2 separate regions of the Homo sapiens genome follow, and region 1 is linked to region 2. Evidence: chromatin loops called from intact Hi-C (ENCODE). Cell type or tissue: GM12878. All regions are shown on one strand.

Region 1 (8,000 bases), 360 kb before region 2:
AACAACATTTGTTGTTTGTATTATCTGACAAAATTTCAACAGTGGATTGTGAATTATTCTTTTCTTTGCCACTCAAAGTAGATGGAGATCATAATTTCACAGAAATGGTATATGAGTTGGGATGCTAGCTCTTGGTGACAGATTACTGTCACATAGTAAAGGGATAAACATAGTGGGAGGAATTCAAAAGATGACTCTGTCCCTAACTGTAATTGCATCAAGGGATGACATGTTAGTTTCTTTTCACTTGCCAATTCCAATTGTTGGATGAGGATTGCTTAGAAGACTATATTAAGGATTCCTGGGACACTCCAGGCTCAGGGAGAAAGAGTACAGTAATTGATTAGTGATGTCTGTCATGACTTTTTTGAAAGAGTGCAAGTGGCATGGAAGCCATATTTGCTAACTTTGAATTCCAAACACAAACTAAATTGAATGCTTAAAAAACACTAACACCTTCAAGAAAGCATTTATTAAAGTAATGATCATTGGCCTTGGTTAGTGGGTACAAAAAAACAGAAAGAATAAATAAGATCTAGTATTTGATAGCACAACAGGGTGACTATAGTCAATAATAATTTAATTGTACATTTGAAAATAACTAAAAGAGTATAACTGGACTATTTGTAACACAAAGGATGAATGCTTTAGTTGATGGATACCTCATTTACCCTGATGTGATTATTACACATTGTATGCCTATATCAAAATCTCATGTACCCCATAAATATATACATCTACTATTACCCACAAAAATTAAAAATAAAAAGTTTAAGGCCGGGAGGCTTCGGCCAGTGGCATGGAAAGGAGGGAACTAAGACTGAAGTCTGAAAGCCAAGCTTTAAATCCAACAGAAAATGAACTAGAAGAGAGTTAAGCCGAGTCCTCTTCAGGACACAGAATGATAGCCAGCCCAGAGCAGGGGCTTGGCTCTGTCACTGTGGAAACACAGAGAAAGTTCTGGCTTGGATGGGGTGTTGGCAGTGCCATCTACACTGTGTCAGGGGAAGGGGCAAGGAGACCAGGTGCAAGGATGCACGTGGTCCACCTGATGCCAGGGGCAGCTGTTGTGGGCACGATTACGGGGCTGCATAGCCAGGGCTGTGAAACCTTTGCATCTCGGAACTTGCTCAGAAGCCCTCTGTTACGATTTGGCTTCCTGGGCAAGACAAGGTCCGTTGATCAGAAGCCAGTGGGAAGCTGTGGTTTCCAGAATGAGCTCAGCTAACATAAGCTTGCTCCACAGGCCTGCTCATCAGACCTTGGAGCCTCTCAGGCTGAGGACTCGCCTTGGGGATCCCCCACCAGGAAGGTGGTTCCAGGAGACCGGGGAGGTGGAGGGGACTGCCAGCCTTCATCTCCTGGCCGTGTGCAGACTCACACCTACTCATGCTCCTGGTTTTTAAGAAGATCCACACTGGACAGATGTGTATGCTGGATGCTTCCAGCCTCTCCAGTTTCCTAGGAGATCCTGCTCTTTAATGCCCTCCTTATAATCAGCTGAGGGACACAGGATGTACAGGGTTTTACCAGGTTCTTGTCCCCTGATAGTGTCTGGGAAGATGTGTTTATTTCCCCTTCCTGCTGTAACACATTGCCATATATTAAGTGGCTTAAAATAACACAAATTTATTATCTTACAGTTCTGTAGGTTAGAAGCCCAACACAAGTCTCACTGGGCTAAAATCAGGGTGCTGGCAGGACTGTGTCCTCCTGGAGGCTCTAGAGGAGAACCTGTTTCTCTGTCTTTCCAGCTTCCAGAGCCAGTTCTTCCTGCAGCCCTTGGCTCATGGCCCCTTCTTCCGTCTTCAAACCCAGTAACAGTGGGTTGAGTCCTTCTCACATCCTATCCCTCTGTCTCTTCTGCCCTACTCTCTACCTTCAAGAACTTTTGTGATTACATTGGGCCTATCAGGATAATCCAGGATAATTGGCAACCTTAATTCCATTGACAACCTTAATTTGCCATGTAATTTAACATACTCACCAGTTCTTGAGATTTGTACCTAGACATACTGGGACAGGGGAGATTATTCTGCCCACCTCAGAAGCCCCTAACAATGCTCCAGGATCCACACAACCACCACCTCCACCTGGTTGCTGCTGGTCACTTTAGCCAGCCACCTCTCCTTCCTTCCTTCTGGCCACCTGGGAACTAGCTTTTCTGGGGTGCGCATGCTTCCTTAGCCACTGCACCCAAGGATGGACCCAAGTATCACTCTAATTCCCCAAGGCCCAGCTGAAACAGAGGAAAACATCATGGTGACAACTGGCAGCAGAGGTCCTCATAGCTGGGGAAACACCTTGGCAACTGTTAGGGCAAATGGCGGAGCAGAGGACGCAGACATCGGCCAGCACCTGGGCCACCATGCAGAGGCTTCAGCTGCTGGAAGGAAGGAAAGAGGAGGGGGAGAGAGAAGGGCCAGGAAGGCAGAAGGTGAGAGAAGCCTGCCTCCAAGAGGCTGGCTCCTGTGGGGGCCGGCCTGAGGATGTTCCCTGGGGACAGGGTGGCCGTGGGCCATTTCAGCTGTGCAGATGCCCGATGGAAGCTTGTGTTTCTGTGATGTGAAATCTCCCTGTCTCTCTGCAGTCCCTGAGCTTCAGAAACGCCCATGACACCTTGTGGGCAGGGGTTCTCTATAGGACTCCTGGAAGAGTAGACAAGTAACTGACAAGCGGCACCATGGGAAAAGCAGAGGCTGTAGAGGTGTCAGCAGCCCTGCCCTGGGAATGTGCAGAAAACTTGGGAGGGCATTGGCCATCCCCAGATCACACAACAGGACATCCCACGGAGGGCTGTGGCCTTCCTTAGCCCTCTGGGCTCACAATGAGCCAACCTCATGTAGAGTTCAAGGCACGGCCAGGCTCCAGCTGACTTCTGGATCACACCTGCTAAGACCAGGTAGTACCTTTTAATCCAATATTATTACTGAAGGCTTGGGCATAAGAAGAGAGCACTTTAGCATAGAAGGAGCATTCCAAAGTGCTCACCAGGATTGTGGCTCCTGGCACACAAGCTGCGCCCGCCCTCAGGCTTTCCCTGTCCCTATAGGCCTTGGCCTGCTGCCTGCAGGAGGGTTTGCCCACATGTCCTGATGAGAGCTCAGGTGACCATGTCGTCTCTATCTTTGAGGTCTAGTAACCCCCCCTCCCTCTCCAAATGTACCTTCTCTTGCTGGATGTGGTGGCTCACACCTGTAATCCCAGCACTTGGGAGTTTGAGGCAGGAGGATGGTTTGAGTCAGGAGTTTGAGACCAGCCTGGGCAACATAGCAAGACCCCCGTTTCTGCAAAAAAATTAAAAAAAAAAAAATTAGCCGGGCCTGGTGGTATGTACCTGTAGTCCCAGCTGCTCAGGAGGCTGAGGTAAGAGGATCATCTGAGCCCAGGATGTTAAGGTTGCAGTGAGCCATGATTGTGCCATTGCCCTCCAGCTTGGGCAACAGAGCAAGACCCTGTCTCACAAAAAAAAAAAAAAAAAACCCCAATAACAACAAAAAACCCACAAATGTACCTTCTCTGGGCCTAATGAAAGGGAAAAAAATCCCTGCTTACCCTCAGTTGTCAAGATCCCAGCCAACTCTAAGTTGTGAATGGTACAAAGCGGAGCTGTCAGCCTTTTGAACTCCTCTGGGTCAAAGGGTAGGCTATTTTTAAGGCCCCTGGTATGTGTTGCCAAGTTGCCTTCTAGAAACCACATAGGCTGCCCTCTTCCCTAGACATCTGCCAGCACTAAGCATTGCCATCTAATAAATCTCTGCCAAGTTGGTATGAAAAAATCTCATTTTCATTTTTAGTTCTTTGATTACGTGTGTATATTTTAAAAATATGCATATTGTTTCAGGGAAACACTCCCAAACCATGTTTTTCCTCTGTTCTCACACCACCACGACAACAATCATCAACACAGAAGGAGAATTCTGGGACCAGATGTGTGGGGGGTTGTCCCACTAAGCCGCGGACAGCAGCGGGGTGTCCTCCAGTTCAATTCCAACACTGTCTACCTGGAGATAGTCTTACAGCCCACAGGTTGAGGGCTCAGTCCCAAGACTATCCCTGACCCAGACACAAGTCTGGCCCTTCGGAACTTCTGACCGACCAACTTCAAGTTGGGGTTCCCACAACGCCCTCTTTGGGTTTGATCAATTTGCTGGAGTGACTCACAGAACTCAGGGAAACACATTAGCCCGTTGATTCTAAAGGATGTTACAAAGGACACTGATGAAGAGATGCACAGGGCAAGGTATAGGGGAAGGGGCATGGAGCTTCCAGGAACCTCCGTGTGCTCAGCTCTCCGGAAGCTCTCTGAACCCTGTCCTCTTGGGGTTTTTATGGAAGCTTCATGATGTCAGCGTTCCTTCTCTCAGGGCATAGGACAGAACCCTCTCTGGGGAGAGTCTTAAGACCCACAATCAGAAAGGCGGGGGAAGATACGAGTCCTGCCTTGCGGCAGGTGAAAGGAGAGCTGGAGAAGGCCAGAGAGATTCTGTTTCCTGAGGCCTAACACAGCCACTGTCATAACACGAGACTGTAACAGGGACTATGGGGGTTCCGAGCCAGAAACTGTGGACAAAAGCCAACACGTGTGTACTTATCATAACACCACACATGTCACTTCTTGTGAATGATATTAGTAATAATGAAAAACCTATTTCCAGTGTCGCGAATCTCTATTTAGATGTGAGAAAAAATGTTTGACTTATGTGAAGCAGAGAAGGTTTCCTTATCTGTGCAGCTCTCGTTATGAGGTCTGAGGCTGGAGTGCGGGAAAGAAGAGCAAAACGAGAAAAACAAAAAAGAGGGGAAAGAGAAGATGAGAAGAAAATAAAAGTGGCAAGAAGAGATAAAAAGACAAAAAAGCCAATTGCTCTAATTGCTCTGCGTCTTGTCCTGGGTGCCATGCCTGGGAGACAGGCAGGTAGGCGATGGGCTGAACAAGGTCTGTCCAGCACACTCTGCATTCTGCCACATCATGTGCAGGCCAGTGGTTCCCAGACAATGTGGCTTCAGGACCCCTTTACACTCTTAAAAAGTGTTAAGGATCTCAAAAAGCTCTTATCTATGTAGATATCTATCAGTGTTTCCTGTGTTAGAAATTAAAACAAAGAAACTGGCTGGGCGTGATGGCTCACGCCTGTAATCCCAGCACTTGGGGAGGCCGAGAGGGTGGATCACGATGTCAGGCGTTCAGCCTGGCCAGCATGGTGAAACCCCGTCTCTACTAAAAATACAGAAAAATTAGCCAGGCGTGGTGGTGGTTGCCTGTAATCCCAGCTATTTGGGAGGCTGAGGCAGAGAATTGCTTGAACCCGGGAGGCGGAGGTTGTAGTGAGCCGAGATTGTGCCACTGTACTCCAGCCTGGGTGACAGAGCGAGACTCTTGTCTCAAAAAAAAAAAATAAATTTAGTGAGAAGAGAAGCATTATTTTTACATTTCCACAGATCTCTGTGATGCTGGGCTTTATGAAAGATGGTTGGCCTCTCCTATCTCTATTCAGTCTATTGTGGTATCACACAGCATACAGCCTCCAGAAAACTCCACTGTACACTCACTAAAGGAAGACAGTGGAAAAGGAAATACTAACAACATTTCAGTATTATTATGAAAATAGTTTTGACCTTGTGGATCCCCAGAAAGTGTCCCAAGACCACCCTTCCCCACAGAGTGCCTGAGCCACACTTTGAGAAGTGCTGATCTAGGCCGGGGAATTGATGGAATCCACCCCATTCTTCCCAGGAAGGCAATCTTACAATAGCTATCAAGAACTTTAAAAGCAGGATGGGCGCGGTGGCTCACGCCTGTGATCTCAGCACATTGGGAGGCCAACGCGGGCAGATCGCAAGTTCAGGAGTTCGAAACCAGCCTGGTCAACATGGTGAAACCCCGTCTCTACTAAAAATACAAAAATTATCTGGGTGTGGTGGCAGGTGCCTGTAATCCCAGCTACTCGAGAGGCTGAGGCAGGAGAATCGCTTTAACCCGGGAGACAGACGTTGCAGTGAGCTGAGATTGCGCCATTGCACTCCAGCCTGGGTGGAAGAGTGAAACTCCGTCTCAAAGAAAACAAACAAACAAACAAACAAAAAAAGAGCCATAAAAGCATTAGGGCCTGTTGATGTAGTGATTCCTCTTTGGGGACTATATTTTATATTTATTAATTTTATTTTTTGAGACAGGGTCTCAGTCTGTTGCCAAGGCTGGAGTGCGGTGGCACCATCCCAGCTCACTGCAGCCTTGACCCCCCTGGCTCAGATTATCCTCCCACCTCAGCCTCCCGAGGAGTTGGGATTACAGGCGCACGCCACCAAACCGGACTATTTTTTGTAAAGATAGGGTCTCCCAATGTTTCCCAGGCTAGTCTCAAACTCCTGAGCTCAAGCAATCCTCCTGCCCCTGCCTCCCAAAGTGCTGGGATTACAGGCGTGAGCCACCTCGCCCAACCCTCAGGGAATATATTTTAAAACAATAATTCCCAAAGGAAGGAAAAACTTCCTAAATGACCTATAATTGGGGAATGGTTAAATAAATGCTGGCATATACATTTAATAGAATATTATGTGGTTTAAAAGGATAATGATGAAGACTCTGCACTGGCATGGAAGGAATATCTACAGCTCTAAGTGAAAAAATCCGAATTATATAACTGACTCTTCACCATGCCTGCCAATGTCATGCTGGCTCTGCCTGGAAACAAAGCCTCAAAGGCAACGAGAGAAAGTAGGTTCTATTCCATATATAGGGTAGGGACTATGGGAGAATTTTTCCTTCTCTTTTTGGTTTATTTTGATTTATTTATTACTATTATTATTATTTTGCAATTAGTGAAAACAAAAATCAGGACTGTTGAATCTGTCTTGCTTCCCCAGGTCAGTGCGGTTGGGAGGTGTGTGGAGAGCAGCCACCCAGACCCAGAGGTCAGGAGATGGGGAGGGAGGAAGGAGTGGGGGAGGCTCTGAGTGGGGAAGTCAGGCCTGGAGGGGCTGATAGCTCAGCTGGTTCTAAGTTCCCTTTCAGTGCTGACTGAGAAAGCTCTCCTAAGCAGCTGTTGTCAGAGGCCTGCGGGAGACACAGACCAAGCATAGGGGCTGTGCTTTGCCTCACCAAGGGAGGAAGCTGTGGGGGCGGCCAGGGGGTGGGCGGCGGTGGCAACTGCAGCACCCAAGACCTCTTGGAGAGAACTGAAGTCAGTGGCCACACCCATGTCACAAAGGAGCCGGGCGGGCACTGCAGGCTTCATCCACTGATGGGGAGCTTGACAGACACCAAAGCCACCGTGGCCTGGTGAGGCGGGATGCCGAGTTTCTGCTTAGGTAGGACAGGGCCAGATTTGTATTTTAGGAAGCCTCGCTGTAGCTGGGTGCAGGCTATGTTAGGAGTTGGAGGGGGGGCACCAGCTGAAGTTGAACACAATGGTACTTTAAAAAATAGCACTAAAAGGCTGGATGTGGTGGTCGACACTTGTAATCCCAGCACTCTGGGAGGCTGAGGTGAGAAGATTGCTTGAGCCCAGGAGTTCGAGACCATCCTGGGCAATATAGTAAGACCTAGTCTCTACAAAAGTTAAAAATTAGCCTGGCATGGTGGTGTGCCCCTGTGGTCCCAGCTACGTGGGAGGCTGAGGCACGAGGATTGCTTGAGCCTGGGATGTCGAGGCTGCAGTAAGCTATGATTGGGCTACTGCACTCTAGCCTGAGAGACAGAGTGAGACCCTGTCTCAAAAAAAAAAAAAAAAAAGGTCATAAAGTTGACCAACAGACACTCCCTACTGGAGTGGAGAGTATGGGATGGGCTTTATTCCCCTGAGCTAAAAATGTAACCAGGGTCCCAATTATACCTTGCAACTTAGATGCAATCTTCTAGGATTGCAAATGTGCTCTTTCATCGTGCTCTTGCCCTTTGCATTGGAGCCCAGTTGGCTGGTGCACGTCCAAGGTGCAGCTGGCAGGCTCCAGCTTTGCTGCTGCAGCACACCTAACCAACTTCAGTAAGATCGCCCCAT
Region 2 (8,000 bases):
AGGCTGCGGCTGACCTACACCCTACCTGGATGGGTCTTGTGAGGGATACATGCCAAGCTCCTGCACTGGTGCACGAACCTGTGCCTTCCTCTTCTCAGTGTCTGAGAGTGGGGGCTCCTCTACCACTCGAGCTCAGGCTACAGATCCCAGCTCAATACCCCTGAGCAGTGTACTCAAACCCTGGGCAACTGGGGCCAGGACCGTGGCTTTGTCCTCTAGTTCCTCTAGGTTGAGCACCGGCTGAGCTGGGGGCTGAACTGCTCCCAGGCCACCAGCCAAACACTCGGGCAGGGCAGTGGAGGCTGTGTTGTGTGCATACTCTTGTGGGAGCAGTGAGGCAGCGGCCCCGGGAGGGGCCAGTATACAAAGGGGCATGTAGATCAGATGCACTTCAGTCCTGCGGAAAAGGCCCTGCTCTCTCCCAGGCTGGTGGTCCTCAGGGTCTACCGTCATTCAGAGCAAGATTGAGAGCCTTGGGGGATAGGTGCCTATGGTTGTGTATCGCTGCAGCTGCCCCACAAGCAAAACCTTCTGGACTCCACAGAGGTTCCAACTCTGCCTCTGCCTACTCTTCAGACAGTTCCTCCTGCCAGTTCAAATGTCTGTGGGGGTCGCTGTGTTCTCCTGTGGCTAGGATCCCAGAGGCCTGCAACAGGAAAATGGTGCCCCACAGTTCCTTTCTTAGGTCCTGTTCAGGACTAGGATCTGGTCCTGATACTCGACAATCCCATGCAGGCTTCCCAGCTTCCTCCCTCTTCAGCCTCGATGTCTGTGTTGCCTCTCTATCCACTTTCAGTATTTTCTCTCAGAAAATCAATCCAAGATGTGATGGTTTACATGATATCTTGGTTTCTGTCAGTGGGAGAAATGTTTCCTGGCTGCATCTAGTTGGCTGTCTTGTCCTCACTCCCACAATGAACTTTTAATGTTGATTTTGTATCCTGCGATTTTATGAAATTCGTTTATTAGTTCTAACAGTTTTTTGATGGTGTTTTTAGGGTTTTCTATATGTAAGATCATGTCATTTACAAACAGACAATTTTTCTTCTTCCCAAGCCTGGTTCTTAAACGGATCCTATTTTTTCCTGTTTCTTTTTATTTCCTCCCAACCCTTTGCTTCTCACATAATCAACTCTGAAGATTTTTAAAGTTAGGATCTACAAGTTAACAAATATCTTGACTCAAGTTGGCCTAAATAATGAGAATATGTTCACCCTGAGGTTGGTGGTTCCTCTCGTGGTCATAAGATGACTGCTGGCAGCAGCTCAGAGACAGGGCCTTGTTTAGAGCCGCAGGGTGAGGAAGACTGGCTGGTTTTGCACAGAAGCTCCAGGAAAACTCCTTGCATGTCATCAGTGCAAACTGGCTTAGTCCTGACCATCCATGAGCGAGTGACCAGGGAGGAAGACAGATGACCACAACTGGCTTGGAGCAGTCATCTGAGGCAGAGGGGATTTGCAGAGTCAACCAGAGTGTCCTCTCTCTTTAAGCCAAGTGCTCTGTCATAGGTCTTTTACTCGCCTTACCACTTAGGTTTGTGTTTATTCTGAATCTTAACCAAGAATCTGATATGTTCCCCATAGTGTAAAGATCCTCATTCCTTTTTTTTGAGATGGAGTCTTGCTCTTGTCACTGACTGGAGTGTAATGACATGATCTCGGCTCACTGCAACTTCCGCCTCCCAGGTTCAAGTGATTCTCCTGCCTCAGCCTCCTGAGTAGCTGGGATTACAGGTGCACACCACCACACCTGGCTAATTTTTGTATTTTTAGTAGAGATGGGGTTTCACCATGTTGGCCAGGCTGATCTTGAACTCCTGACCTCAAGTGATCCTCCCACCTCGGCCTCCCAAAGTGCTGGGATTATAGGCATGAGCCACTGTGCCTGGCCTGGAATGATTTTTTTGAAAGACTCCAGGAAGGAGTACTATTGACTAGGGCATGGGGTTTAGAATCAAAGGGTTATTTCTGAACCACAAGAGTTCTAATCCTCCCAACAGCCATCTGAGGAACACCAAAGTGCTTTGTTCTTTCAAGGGAGTCAGAGAAGTCAGCACATTTGGGCCACTCTCTTGCTTAGGTTAACTTGCCCCATAATGGTTGGGAGCAAAAGAGAGCAGCACTCTGGAGAGATGGTTCTGCTGGGAGGGAGCACATCCTGCTTCAGTGAGACGTGTGACACACAAGTGACAAGTCAGAGCCAGAGAGAGAGGGTGGGGGAGGGAGAGAGAGGGAGAGGGAGGGAGAAGGCAGAGAGAGGGAGAGACCCACGCATGTGCAGGACCTGCATGTGCCTGTCCACCGGTGAAGATGTCCTCATTGGCGTGCTGGGATGTGTACCCAATTTGTGGGGAGAGAAACGCAAGAACGCAAGCCAGGGGTGGGGGGTGCAGGAGAAGAAGGATAGAAGCCTCGTTGACCCACATTTTTCATTATTTGGGCACAGAACCCTTATGTCCTGGGATTCCTCTTAAACAGTCAGCCAGGCGCAGTGTCTCACACCCGTAATCCCAGCACTTTGGGAGGCTGAGGTGGGTGGATTGCCTGAGGTTAGGAGTTTGAGACCAGTCTGGCCAACATGGTGAAACCCCATCTCTACTAAAAATACAAGAAAAATTAGCCAGATGTGGTGGCGTGTGACTGTAGTCCCAGCTACTCGGGAGGCTGAGGCAGGGGAATTGCTTGAACCAGAGAGGTAGAGGTTGCAGTTAGCCAAGATCATGCCACTGCACTACAGCCTGGGTGACAGAGCGAGACTCTGTATCAAAAACAAAACAAAACATAACAAACAAACCAAAAAACAGTCAGAAGTCAGATTCAGTGGAACATGATTTGGAAAGCATCATTCTGGATCACGGTACCCCTGGGGCCCCTGAATCCTCACCTGCTTTTGGGCTCTGCTCACCTTAAGCCCTAGATTCTAGCATCCCTGGGGCTCCCAGCTGCCTCCCTGTCTCTGCCCCACAGTTCGGCTCAGAGTTCTGGTCCCTGGTTTTAGTTCATGTCCTACTTTCATTCTCTCTTTGCTCCAATTTATCTTTAACTTTGTACTGATACATTTCAGTATTTTAAAAAGTCACTTCAAATCTTTCTTGAATAATATCAGAGTATGAGTGAAAAAAATCACTGTGTACAAACATAAATGTAGCTGGATCTTCATCTCACCCCTTAAGACCTAGATAATCTTGGTTCTCATCCTCTTGGCCCATCCCATGAGAATCATTTCTGAGCTCCACTGCCTGGACATCTCTAGGTCATTGATTTTGTTAGGTACATTTTCTACTTCCCCATGACTGCAGGTGAGAGTTTTACAGAACTTTTACTACTATATAACAAGGGTCTCCTTCCTCCAGATTCCACTAGTGTTTCTCTCGCTTTCTCATACACTGCACTGACATCTTCTGGAACACCTTTAGGCTTCCATCCACTGCTCTGTCCCACAGCCAAATGCCCCATGTTTTATGTTTTTGTTATAACTGCATCCTACTTCAAAATCTGTTCTAGTTATACTACTGTGAAAAAAAAAACTACCCTAAAGCAGTGATTTAAAACAATAAAAGTCTTATTTTATTTCGTGATACACCTGCAGTTTGGACAGAGCTCAGTGGAGATGGTGTGTGTCTGCTCTAGATGGGTATCTCCTGGCAGCTCGACCAGGGCTGCAGCATCAACTTCCAATATGGCGCACCACATGGCTGGCTGGCTGGCTGGGGCCCTCCTGTGGTTTAAGACCTGGTCTTAATATCAGCATAGCATTGCTTCTGCCATATTCAAACATTCTGTTGGTCAAGCAGTCACATATCCCAGATTAAAGGAAAGGGGACACAGACTCCACCTGTCAATGGGAGGAGTGTCAAATTCTGGGGATATTTTTTAAAAGCCTTATATCTGTACTATCTTTAAAAGCTTGGCTATTTTTACCAACTTGGCTCCTGCCTCTGGCCCCAGTGGTCCAGAGGTTTCTCTTTTTCCTCCCTGCCTGCTTTCCAGAAATTTCTAAGGGCATTCCCCTGACTTTATGATGTAGAGCATTTCAGCTTCCTCCAACCTATATCCAAATGCTTGGGGTCTAACTTGTCCAGTCAAGGTCACAATGTGCCCCACCAACTCATAGGCCTGAGAAAGGCTTGGAAGTTTCTGTCTTTCCCTTTTTTTTTTTTTTCCCATGGCCATGTCTGCAAGGGGAGGAGGCAAACAGAGTTTTACTTCTCTCTAACATCAACTATGTTACTTCACCTAGAAACAACTTCAGTCAGCTTTGGTCAAATAGAGTTTTCTGCCCTCTTTCCTTTGCATAAACACATGATCCCCTGACTTCCATGGACTTCTTGGAGTTGGCCTCCTGTTCCTCCTCCTTGGCCTGTACCCTCTTCTGGTCCTCCAGTCATGATTCTGTAAGTCCTTCTTAATTCCCGGCTACCATATTTTCACAAGAGTTGAGAAACCCCACTATCTGTGGCCTAGTTTTCACAAATACAGAGGCATTCAGAAATATTAATACTTTCACTTCCCTTTTCTACTTTCTGGGTGAGTCAGTTCAGACTTTTTGTTCTGGTCCCTGGGAGCCATGTTGGAAAGCCCACATTGGGCCTGAGAGTTCATAGATGTTGACGGATGGTGTGTCAGCCCCCATGGGGCTCTGCAGCCTAGAAAGTAGCAGGACCAGGAAGTCAGCAGGTGGAGGTGGCAAGTGAACAGAGGATGCGTCTTTTTCTCCCTTCCTTTGTCATCTTTCTCCATGTGGGTTTTTATATTTATTTACTTATACTTAGTTTTATTCCAAAACTTCTTTGAACTGGGTCATAAAGCCAACTGCATATTGTAAAGTAGAAGAAACTAAGCTCTGAGAAATCAGGTAAAAAGTGGCAAGTGATAGCTGGTGATGGAACGCTACCTATCCTGGCTTACCCTTTTGCAAATGTTACCTGGGTGAGACAAAGACATTTGAACCCTGAGGTTTCTTGTATTGGTTTTGCTTTGTTTTTCTTGGTATAGACCTAGGAGTGTAATTGCCCGGTCATAGGGTGGCTTTAGTAGACACTGCCAGTTTTCCAAAGTGGGTGTCCTAATTGTCACTCCACTAGCCACGTATGAGTGTTTCAAACAGCATATTCTTCTCAACATTTGATGCTAGGTTTTTTTTTTTTTTGTAGATCTTAGCCATTTTGGTGAATAGATAGTGGTATCTTGGCATAGTGGTATCTCATTGAGCTTTTACTTTGCATTTCCGTGAAAAACAATGCTTTTGAGCACTTTTTGATATGTTTATTGGTCATTTGAGTATTTTGTTATGAAATGCCTGTTATTTTGCCTATTTTTTTAAAAAAAATTGGGATTTTTGTGTTCTAATTACTAGACATTCTTCCTACATGTTCTACATAGAAGTCTTCTGTTGGATATGTGTTGTGAATATCTTCACATATTCTGTGGCTTTTTTTCACTCTCTTAATAGTGTCTTTTGATGAACAAAAGTTCTTAGTTTTAAGTAAGTCTAATTTGTCAGTGGTTTCTTTCATAGTTAGTGTTTTGGGATCTTTTGCAAGAAATCTTTGCCTACCTTAAGCCAAGAAGATATTATACTACCTGCTCTAGAAGCTTTACTATTTTATCTTTCATATTTAGGTCTATGATTCATTTGAAATAAATTTTTGTGTATGGTATGAGGTAGGGTGTTCAATTGCTCCAACAATACCATTTCATGAAGTGACCATCGTTTTCCCCACTGAAATGTGGCGGTGTCTTTGTTGTAAATTTGGTGACCTTATGTGTGTGTTTCTCTTTCTTGTAGTCTCTGTTGATTTATATGTTTATCTTTATGCCCATATCATGTTGTCTTAGTTATTGTAACTTTATATGAAGTTAAAACATTGTGATTCTTTTTCAAGACTCTTTTGGCTAACTTTGGTCTTTTGCATTTTCATTTATATTTTAAAATCAATTTGTCAATTTCCACAAACAATTCCACTTGAATTTTATTAAAATTATATTGAATCTATGAATCAGTTGGGGATAACTTACATATTAATATTTAGTCTTCAATCCACAAATATACCTTTCCATTTATTTTGGCTTTCTTTAATTTCTCTCAGCAAAAGTTCTATGATTTTCAGTGTAGTGTTCTGGAACATCTTTTGTTAGATTTACCTTTATTGTTAGTGGTTTTGATGCTTTTGAAAAGGATATTGTTTTTCTATTTTTATTTAAACTTATAATTTGCTAGTATACAAAAATACAATTGATTTTTGCATATTAACCTTGAATCCAGATACTTTACTGAAGTTACTAATTAATTCTAATAGTTCATTTCTTTAGATTTTCCAAGTATATAGTCATCTGCAAATAATGGTAGTTACATTTCCTCCCTTTTGGGTTTATTCTTTTCATTTCTTTTTATCACCTGATTGCATTATCTAGGATTTCTAGTAAGTGTTAAATGGAAATGGTGACAGTAGACATTTTTGTCTTGTTCTCAAATTGAGTGGGGAAGTATTTAGTATTTCACATTTAAGTATAGTGTTAGCCATAGGGTTTTGTTTGTTTATATACTTCATTATATTAAAAAAGTTACTTTCTATTCTTAGTTTTCTGAGAGTTAAAAATCATGAACAGATATTTTATTATATTTTAGCTTTTTCTGGATCTATTGAAATTATCATATATTTTTCCCCTTTATTTTGTCAATCTGGTGATATACATTTCCTGATTTTTTTTTTTTTTTTTTTTGAGACGAGAGTCTTGCTCTGTTGCCCAGGTTGGAGTGCAATGGCACAATCTTGGCTCACTGCAACCTCCACCTCCTAGGTTCAAGCAATTCTCCTGCCTCAGCCTCCTGAGTAGCTGGGATTACAGGCACGCACCACCATGTCTGGCTAATTTTTGTATTTTTAGTAGAGACAGGGTTTCATCATGTTGGCCAGGCTGGTCTCGAACTCCTGACCTCGTGACCTGCCTCAGCCTCCCAAAGTGCTGGGATTACAGGTGTGAGCCACGGCACCCGGCCTCCTGATTTTTTTTTAATGGAGTGTTTTACAAATTTATGTGTTATCCTAGTGCAGGGGCCATGCTAATCTTCTCTGTATTGTTCCGATTTTAGTGTATGTGTTGCCGAAACAAGCATGATTTCCTGATTTTTAAATGTTAAAGAATTCTTGCATTCCTGGAATAAGTCTCACTTAGTCATGATGTATTATTCTTTTTACCTATTGCTGGATTTGACTTGCTAATGTTTTGTTGCAGTTTTCCCATCTCTGTCCACGAGAGATAGTAACCTCTACTTTTCATTTTTGTAATGCTTTTGTCAGGTTGTATATCAGAATTATGCTATCCTTCTCTAGTGAGTTAGAGTGTGTTCCTTTTTTCTTTCTTCACTGGAAGAGTTTGTGTAAGATTGGTTATTTTCTTTCTTAAATGTATGTTTTGAAGAACTTGCAAGTGAAGTCATCTGGGCCTGGAATGTTTTGGCTAGGAAAGGCATCTGGGAATCTTGATGTTTACTTTCTCTTTGTATTTTTTTTTCCTTAAGATGTTTGCAGTGGTCCAGAAGAAGGAGATTTCCTGTGAGATCTTTTCCAATCACTTCAAGGAGAATAAGGTGGAGATAGCAAATGCAATAACAAAGCCATTTCCTTTTCTTGAAAGCCTCAGAGACAATTCCTTTATCACTGAAAAAATGTATACTATAAGTGAAGTTTATTACGTCACCCACTGTAGTCCGGCCCCCACATTAATTTATATTTGGCATCCTGGATTCAAAGTTTAGTATATTGCTAACTGCCTGATAGGCCTTTTATGCCTTTTGTGGGAAGACCCTTTTCTGTTGGTTAATTATTGTATAAGGTAGAAGGTAATGGGGTAAACAGATGTCATTAAAGATGACACTTCTATTTCTTTTTCTTTTTTTTTTAGAGACAGCATCTCACTCGGTGGCCCAGGATGGAGTAAATTGGCACAATTATGGCTCACTGCAGCCTAGGTCTCCTGGGTACAAGCAAACCTCTCACC

What was found. A loop is a pair of places that touch in the nucleus more often than their neighbours do. Peaks named below come from ENCODE experiments on the same cell type or tissue, not always from the same donor. Only the 100,000 strongest peaks of a DNase experiment are listed, where the experiment ranks them.
Region 1: a loop joins it to region 2, with 4 times the contacts of the local background. A loop is called at or near these places in 1 of 110 quality-filtered maps.

What each region holds. Positions count from the first base shown.
Region 1 is chr2:230,947,239-230,955,238 of GRCh38, reverse strand. It overlaps a transcript of GPR55 not described here. Among named protein-coding and RNA genes, the nearest start is that of GPR55, 26 kb to the right of the region's middle. RefSeq lists enhancers at 4,421-4,480, 4,611-4,660, 4,851-4,920, 5,131-5,180. In GM12878, no CTCF peak of the experiment used is centred here; DNase peaks (open chromatin) are centred at 1,206, 4,578 and 7,058; H3K4me3 peaks cover 2,024 bases; H3K27ac peaks cover 8,000 bases.
Region 2 is chr2:230,586,237-230,594,236 of GRCh38, reverse strand. LOC112268431 (a long non-coding RNA gene) reads left to right here and starts at 4,581. Exons shown (of 5, transcript XR_002959453.2): 1 at 4,581-4,739. It also overlaps the pseudogene RNU6-451P. RefSeq lists enhancers at 1,537-1,586, 4,424-4,673, 4,834-4,983. In GM12878, a CTCF peak has its summit at 4,657 (motif pointing right); DNase peaks (open chromatin) are centred at 4,476 and 4,876; H3K4me3 peaks cover 2,956 bases; H3K27ac peaks cover 8,000 bases.